2 separate regions of the Homo sapiens genome follow, and region 1 is linked to region 2. A link is an interaction called in ENCODE POLR2A ChIA-PET data of the cell type or tissue named here. Cell type or tissue: GM12878. All regions are shown on one strand. Links, peaks and the distances in the headings refer to the core of each region. The heading gives the core; the rest is flanking DNA. Region 1 has its middle 7.1 kb from the start of KCNV2. Region 2 overlaps VLDLR-AS1 (VLDLR antisense RNA 1).

Region 1 (4,405 bases), core at 265-4,264, 160 kb after region 2:
TGTATGTAAGTATGCACCACAATAATACAAGAGATTCAGACTTTATATTTACACACAAGGTGGCAGTTAGTCTTAGTTGGCATATCAATAACCAGTCCCAAACATCTACAGCCCCAACCATACTATAAAACAATACTATAAATACTGGGAACTATAGTAATCACCTTCCTGAACTCCCTTGTAACTCAGATCTGGCCAATCAGAAATAAGTGAAGGTTGCTGGGTGGGGCTTCCTTACACAATATCCATTTAAAAGGGGCCTCTTATTCCTTTTTTTAAATTATTAGTTTGTTGTTCTTGTTTTGTTTTTTGTGGTTTTAGAGACAGGGTCTCACTGTGTCACCTAGGCCAGAGTGCAGTGGTACAGTCATAACTCACCGCAGCCTCAAACTACTGAGCAAAAGTGATCCTTTCCTCTCAGCCTCCCAAAGCACTGGGACTATAGGCCTGGGCTACCATGTCTGCCCTCTTTTATATTTTATTTTTTTTTTTAGCAGCCTGAAATATAGACTCAATTCCTAGAGGTCCCAAAGTCATCTTGCAATCATGAGGATCAAAGCTATGTATTAAAGATTGCAAAGCAGAAATATGGAAGGATCCTGGATCCTTGATGACATCCTTAGCACCTCCCACCAGCCCCCAACTGCCAATCTTTGGGCATCTTGTCATAGGAGAGAAATAATGCCTACATGTTGAAGCCATATTTAGTATTCTTTCAGTTACAGGCAGCCTAACATAATCCTAAAAGGTGGATGCAATGAAACGTCCTTAAATTGACTTTATCTAGTCATAGTTTGCGATGTTCTTATATAAGCAGGAGCTAAAATCGACTTTTGCCAAATTAATTTTAGAAGAAATCAAGAGTGAAATTATGGGGACAAGGAAAATCATTACCTTTCTCAAAAAAAAAGCTACTTATTAATCACAAGCCCTTTCGCAGCACCCAGCACAGAGTTACATACTAACAGTTGCTATGTCAATTAGGTAAATAATTTTTATTTATTCCATAAACTCTTTCAGGCAATTACTTGCTAATTTATTTCCAGTTTGATCTTCAGTCCAAAATACTGACTTTTCTCATGGCATTCTCTGAAATCAGCTGCACTGCTTGAAAATTTAATCCACATCAACATAAAAACAATATGACAACAAATTATTTAAATATATTATTTATGCTTTTCAGTGTGTGTAACTCACACACACATTCATCACTTAAGGTCTAACTCTTCTGTTCTGACTTTATGAGTAGCCCCTGTAATGCAGAGATATATTTTAGAAAGCTATGTGGAAAGTATTTATCTACACGATATCATTTTGCCATGACCAATAACTGTTGACCTGTACAAAAAAAAAAAAAAAAAACCCAGCTTTTGGAGTAAAACTGCATTTTGTGTAATATAATTTGTGTAATATAATTTGTGTAATATAATTGAGTCATCATTAATCATTTGCAATCCTTTTCCTTCATCACATTTATTAATCCTTAAAAGATTCAGAGAATGATTCTATTCCAATGTTCTACACATACCATCTGTTCAAGCACATTCCTTATATTCTTACTAGGTTTTCACAGATGCCTCTTTTGAAATCAGCAAATCTCCTCAGGAGCATCATCTGGCTCCTGTCACCCCTACTCCAGGGAGCCCTCGTCACTGCAGTAATGCCAGTGTCAGAGCAGATGTTCCATAATCTCTGGCACATTTGCCTTCCTTGGTAGAGCTTTTGAATGCAAATTTTGAGGTGAAAAAAAATCCTCTGAGTGAAAGCATTATCTGCAAATGGTTTCTCTCTGCATCAAACGCAGCACTCAGGCATCTTATTTCTGCTCTTCTGGAGGCTTGGTCAGAGAGAACCTCATTGCTCATAGCAGAGGGAGCAGAAACACAGCGAGACCCAGAGACCAAGAGAGAACACAAGGACACCAAAGGAGGTTAGCTGTAAAGCAGTGTTAAATTATACGAGACTAAACTTTTGAAGGTCAATGGGGCTGTGCCCCAACAGAAAATAAGCAAAGTTCTGGTTTGGACAGAAGAGAAGATATTGTTTAAGAAAGGTATGTGACATTCAACTGTGACTACGTAGGCAACAGAAAATGGAGAGGAGAAATCTTCCACAAAATTAGATCTGTGAAGGCAATTAGTTTGGATAACTGAACTCAGCTCTTTTTTAAATGCCAGGATCTGATATTTAAATTACTCAAAAACATTCCCCCTAAATCTATAACTTGCTTGTTCCGCATAGATACAACTTCAAAGTGAAAAATACATTCAAGGAAGCAGAAACAATATCAAGTTAGAAGAATAGGGCACTAACCTGGAGCTAGAAAGGATTCTAGAGTAGAGTGAGTTAGGTGGTACTAACTCATCTGTGAGATTTGGGGCTAGTCGCCTGACCTATCTGACACCTCAGTTTCCTTATTTCTAAAGTGAGCAGTGGAACTAGGTAACCCTGGGTCACTGCCAGCTGGAAAATAGCACAACGCCGTGCATGCAGTACAAGCAGGTACACCTACTTCATGTTGAATTAGCTTGCATCCACTTCCAAGATACCAAAACAGATGGCAAGATCTGTTGCATCAGCTGGGGCAAAAAGAACAAAAAGAACCATGTTGAAAGATAGTCCACGTATGTTTAGGAGGAGCAATAAATAAAGACCAGTAATAAAAGTCAAGATTTTCTAAGTGAGGGGCATATCAATAGGGGCTTCATGTTCAGTTACCACAGTCCCAAGAACAGAAAGATGCCTAGAGATGCAGATACATGTGTCCCAGATCCAGATCCAGCTCTGTTGACCAACAGCAGGCTGAAAACCCACATCTCTAAGTCTCAGGTTCTTTATCTTTCGAAAAGAGAATTAAAGTGGATGGATGTGCTTTGGGAAAATGGATGCACCCTCCAGATTTAAGCTTTATTACAAGACATTGATAAAAAGAATGCTTAGTTACAGCCTCCTCTTCTCCCCATCATTTACTCTTCCTTTTTCTAAACTCACAGACAACTTTAATTTAGTCAGCAAGAATTTCAACCGAATAGGACACTTTGTAATCAATTGCTGCTCCCATTCATTCCACATCTCACCTATGGTGAGACAGGCAAATGTAAAGAGGAAGTGAACAAATAATTCAATTACTAGAAGAAATTTACCAGACTTAACACAAGCTTTGGTGGGGGGGGGGGGTGGGGGGGGAAAGACCTACTCTTTTTTCCTTTATTGAGAGTGGGGAGATTGTTGTGTTTTTTAGAATAATTTATTTTTGTTTGACTATCAAATTATCCAGCTATTTATTTCAACTTCCCATTTTACAATTACAATCTTAGTCATTTACTTTCAAAGGCCCTAAAGGAAATGTAGTTTCCCAAGTAAATGCCAAAGTTCCCTTCTGCCTCCCTCTCTCCCTCTGCCTTTCAGAACTAGGTCTGGGTAAATTTGTAAAGTTGTTTATTTTCAGTACTCTTGCTATTCCTACGATTTGCCTTAGTTCGACTCTTTCAATATTATTCTCCCCAAGCCATCCTGAATCCATTCTGAAATGCCCCCATCCCAAGCCTGCTCTCTACTTGCTCATGCTTCTCAATCCTGTCCCATCATCCTATTCATTTTATCAAAATTCCTTTCTCCCTGTCACATTCCTTTTTAGTCTCAGAAGTAGCAGGCCAGTTTATGCTGGCAAACTCATTTGATTAAGAGGTTTAAGAACCTTGTGTACTTAAAAGAGACGGATCTGGACGCAGCTGATAGCTTAACACTGCCCTGTCCAACATGGTAGCCACTAGCCACATGTGACTGTTCAAATTTAAATATAAATTAATTAAGGCCAGGTGCGGGCGCTTACGCCTGTAGTCCCAGCATTCTGGGAGTCCAAAGCAGGTAGATCGCTACAGCTCAAGAGTTTGAGATCAGCCTGGACAACATGGTGAAATCTAATCTCTACAAAAAAAAAAAAAAAAAAAAATTAGCCAGGCATGGTGGCCACACCTATAGTCCTGGCTCCTTGGGAGGCTGAGGTGGGAAGATGGCTTGAGTTCAGAAGGTGGAGGTTGCAGTGAGCTAAGATCGTGCCCTGCACTCCAGCATGGGTGACAGAGCCAGATCCTGTCTCAAAAATATATATATATTAATTAATTATATTAATATACACATTGATTAAATATATATTAATTAAAATTAAATCAAATTTAAAATTTCCATTCCTCTGTGGCACTTGCCATGTTTTAAGCCATAAGAACATTACCATCCACATAGAAAATGTTATCAGTCAGTGCTGCCTTCACATAAAGGAATTAATGTTAATGGTGGACTAAGAATGTAACCATTATTTCTGTGCTAAGAAACTCTACAGGTAATAAAAATGAACTTATTTGTGTGTTATAGGTGGAGAGTCAGGAATTGGGGTAGGAGGTGGCTA
Region 2 (4,405 bases), core at 224-4,223:
GCAAGAGCAGCTGTCCACCATCTACGTCTTGAAGGCCATTGCTGGAGTTCTCATGAGAAATAAAGGTCACTTAGACTAGAGTGGATGGAAACAGACTCAAGATAATGGTAGATGGGGAAACTCACAGGATCTGGTGGTGGGTTGGATAAGAGGGCTGAAGCTCAAGAAGCATGGTCAAATGATGCTTAGGTTTCTGATGGATCCTAGTTTAACTATTTGGTGCTTTGCTCCGTCGTTGGCTGTTGCCTATGGTTTTTAAGCATGAAATATTTTTTTCTTCATGCTCCTACTCCATCTTGAAGGGAAAATTCTCTATTGCTTCAAACCTAACAATGCAGAGAGTCCCTCAGCATTATTCCACCAAATTCCCCAAATAAGATTCCCAAACAATTTGTTTCTAATATTTTAAGTAAGTTTGATCTCTCCCCCGTATATATTATTTCTGTCTAGTATAATATCCTTCATTGAAATGGGAAATCAGAAAGTGTGATATAGTGGTGAAAGATTTTTTGCTACAAGTCATTGAAATCAACTTGAACTAACTTTGACACTAAAGAGAATTTATTACAAGAATATGAGAGTGTCTCATGCAATCAAATGCAGAAATGCAAGCAAAACATAGGAGTAGGAGGGAATCCCTCAGATTCTCTCTCCATATTATCTGTTCTTCTCTGTATGGTGGCTTCAGTCTCATCTTGGAAGGCTGGTTTTCTCCGCACTTAAATCCACAAGATTGCCCCATAATAGCTCCTGTGTTTATATGCTCTGGTTTTAACCACAAGGACTGACCTTGTGGTTTGTTTGTCCTCAGTGTCTCAAGGATGGAAATGTAGCCTAGCTATGGGTCAGGTGTTCACCATCACTTAACTCTGGCTGGGGGATGAGTGGATACAAGAGTTCAAGGAAGAACTAGCCAACACCAATTCTGAGTTTTGAGAGAAGGGAGAATTGTTATAAACTTGACAGGCCACATGGAGAAGGAGGGAAACAATAGCTCCTTTGCTTCAGTGAACATGTGTTAAGCACCAACCGTGCTCCAGGGCCAGGCTAGGCTTGTGGATATAAAAACAAGTACAAAAACTTCTACTTTCAAGGAACGTAACATGCAGCACTGACCGTGAACACACCTGTAAAGCAAGGCTTATTCTTATCCCCTCATTGTCAGTGTGGGGAAGAGGCAATTAAAAGGAATACAGAGCATAAGGGTAGGCAACGAAGTCCCGAGAAAGCAGTCCAAATCAAGTACCGATAATAAGCAAAAGTAAAGAATTGGGACCCGTAAGAACTGCTGGAAGTTTGGGTGGCTGAGCTGACAAGAGTACGGTGTCTGTGTAGTTGATGTGGTAAGAAATGAGGCTGAAAATTTATACAGGAGCCTTTACTGAGGATTTATAAGTAAGGGGGAGGGATGAGTGAAGAACAAAGGGAATAGATACACACAGGCCAGGCAATAGAAAGATCCCTTCCAGACTTGTGGCTTGATTACCAGGTAGTTAACCTGCAGGCTATACATTTCCAATCTTCCCCAATGTGTGACATGCCTGTCACTTTGCAGATTTAGTTGTGTTTAATCTTTCCTTTTCAAACAATGCAGAAACAAGCTACATAGTTAATGTAGTGACTATGACCTACAAAAAAGAAAAGCTCATATTATTTCCTTCAGCTTCCTTATCCGGTACAATTTCCCTTCCATCCTTTATCCTCTCAAGCTCCTTGTTCCCTTTTATGATAAGTTTACATTCAGATTAGCTACCTCTCTAGAAAGCTTTTGTCTCCTTTTCAACTTCTTTTATTTCTGGCCTTACCAGTTTTTATTTTTGCATTTTCAGCACTCACTAAATTTCTATTCATTTCTCTGAGCTTTGCTGTCCATTTTAAATGCCTATAGCGTTTTAAATCAATAGTATTATTTTTCACTTTTCCATTGCTCTCTCAATATGATCTCAAAGTGCAGAACAGGAGATATTAAGCCAATTTTAATTGAATAAGTAATTTAAGCATCATTCTTAAAAAAACAAAAACACTTTTAGAATTCACTCCTCTTTTACTTAGAATATTTCCCCATAGGGATGAAAATTGGTTCTTAGGGGGCAAAAATATCTTAGCTATCACAGTGGGTTGTAATCCTCCAATCCTTAACCCTATCCAACTGCATAAACAGATATATACTATATCTGTTGTATAAAATTTCATGGGAAGAGGAGGCAATTTTTTTAAGTCTTAAAAGTCTCCTTAACGGGGCAATAATAAAAAGAAATAGAAAACACAGAAGAAAACAGGTTTAGCTCTAACTTATACTTACATAATGTATAAATATACAAAAGTTAAATGCAATCTTTCATTTGATTTCTACAAAAATCGAGGTGAATTGGCTATTTATTAACATCTTTCTCAACATGTAGATTGATTACCAGGAAGGTAACTTCCTAGTTGTGTGACTTTGATGGCAAATTCCCCTCCATCTATGATAACATAAAATACACATTTCTTTAAAGCAGGGATTCTCAGCTTCAGAACTACTGATATCTCGGGCAAGATAATTCTCTGTTGGGAGGGTGCATCCCTTGCACCGTAGGATGTTCAGCACATCCCTAGCCTCTACACAGTACATGCCAGTAGGAACTTCCTATCACCAACTGATGGGACAACCAAAAATGTCTCCAGACATTGCCAAATGTCCCCCAGGTAGTGGGGTGGAAGAAAACACTCCTGATTTAGAACCACTGATTTACAGCCTACTTAAAAGAAAGATTACTGTTTTTAAATTCACACGCAGTTTCATAATAGCCCAAAGTTACTGAGCATTTACTATATACCAGGCACTTTATATGAATTGGCTCAATAATCCTCCCAACAACCCTGTGGGGCAGATACTAGTATCATGCCTATTTATGAATAAGAAAACCTAGGCCATAAGCATTGCAGTTTGTAAGTGGCAAAGCTGGGATATATGGGTACTTGTGTTGCATTTATATCACAAAGAAGTGCTTGAACTGTTGACTCAAATATAACTATTTTCATTTATACAAAATTATCTGCATCATGATTATGATTATGATGTTGACTTTAATTTAAACCCAGGTCTGAGAAATGAACCATCATGCTACACTATTGCTTTCAGAACTAAAATGTCCTCAGCTATTCTCCTCAATTCTATATGCTTAGTATAAACTATATGCTTAGTATAATTTCATTGTTGTAGAGATTACATATACTGTCACACATCCACAAATATATGCAGAAAAAGGCTGCAAATGCACATATCGATTTAACAGGATTTATCTATGGGAAGTAGGATAACGAACATTTCTAATTTTTATCTTTTTGCTTACCCATATTTTCAACCTTTGCTACAATGAATAAACTTTCAAAATTATAAAAGCAATAATTTTTAAAAAGATTTGATGAGTTAGGTGAATAAGGATAGAGTTTCGGGGGGTAGAGAAAAAAAATATTTTGTTAGATAAGTTCCCTAAATTTGCATTGCTTACACACTAACAGGAGTACCATGTCCACAGATGACTAGAAACTAGACCAGTGGTTCTTTGTTCTCTAATTTTCTACTGAGACTAAATAATACCCTTTTCCAAATTTTCAAGAAGAATTAAATTTAGGGACAACATTTAAAGTTTTGTCCCTGTATATTTTCTTTAAATCTTAGATATTTGCCTCTACTTGTTTCCAGAAAGACTACAAAAAGGCAAAATAAATAACTGAACTAGAAGCAAATAAGTATTTGGGAAAAACTTGGACATCTAAGTAGATTACTTAATTTGTAGGATTGGTAGTCATACAATAATATTATTTTCTTTTTGGATGATTGAATTAAAAACAAGTACTTCAGGACTTCCAAATACAGTGACAGCTAAACAAGGTTGAACTAGATTGAGTTCAAGGGCAGGCCCTGCACCTGATTTTTCTTTATAACTCCCATCAATTGGCATGCTGTGGAAGCCCATCATGATGTTAATGAATTTTAATGAATGAATACAATGAAGAAAGTGTTAATGTCTTAAGAAGAATAAGTAAAACAACTGACATGAGAACTGAGAGGACAGATGCCAGACTGAGTTGTGTGGACAGAGACTGGCTAGTTGTTCACCAAACAATATCTCCTTTCTCACCTGGAAATGCAGTTAGACAATATTCCCGGCATGCCCTGCATTTAGGTGTGGAAATGTGATCCGTTTACATCCATAGGAATGTGGGCAGAAGGCAAGAAACTACTTCTCGACCTGGCCCATAAAACCTACCAGCTGAAGAAAGAAGACCATGGGCACCTGGTGGAAGGTAGAGCCATGGAATGGAAGAAGCCCGAGTCCGTGAAACTCTGCCAAGATAGAAACTGCCCGACTGGGAACACCTACACTGGACCGTTCAGACACAAGAAAATAGGTATGTTATG

Evidence for each region. Peaks named below come from ENCODE experiments on the same cell type or tissue, not always from the same donor. Only the 100,000 strongest peaks of a DNase experiment are listed, where the experiment ranks them.
Region 1: POLR2A ChIA-PET joins it to region 2 with 5 read pairs; 3 of 35 experiments call an interaction of 5 or more read pairs at or near these places.

Annotation. Positions count from the first base shown.
Region 1 is chr9:2,708,218-2,712,622 of GRCh38, forward strand. No RefSeq gene overlaps it. Among named protein-coding and RNA genes, the nearest start is that of KCNV2, 7.1 kb to the right of the region's middle. In GM12878, for the core only: no CTCF peak of the experiment used is centred there; a DNase peak (open chromatin) is centred at 1,771.
Region 2 is chr9:2,545,256-2,549,660 of GRCh38, forward strand. The region is part of intron 1 of VLDLR-AS1 (VLDLR antisense RNA 1); the gene reads right to left. Among named protein-coding and RNA genes, the nearest start is that of VLDLR, 74 kb to the right of the region's middle. RefSeq lists an enhancer at 3,738-4,239. In GM12878, for the core only: no CTCF peak of the experiment used is centred there; no DNase peak of the experiment used is centred there.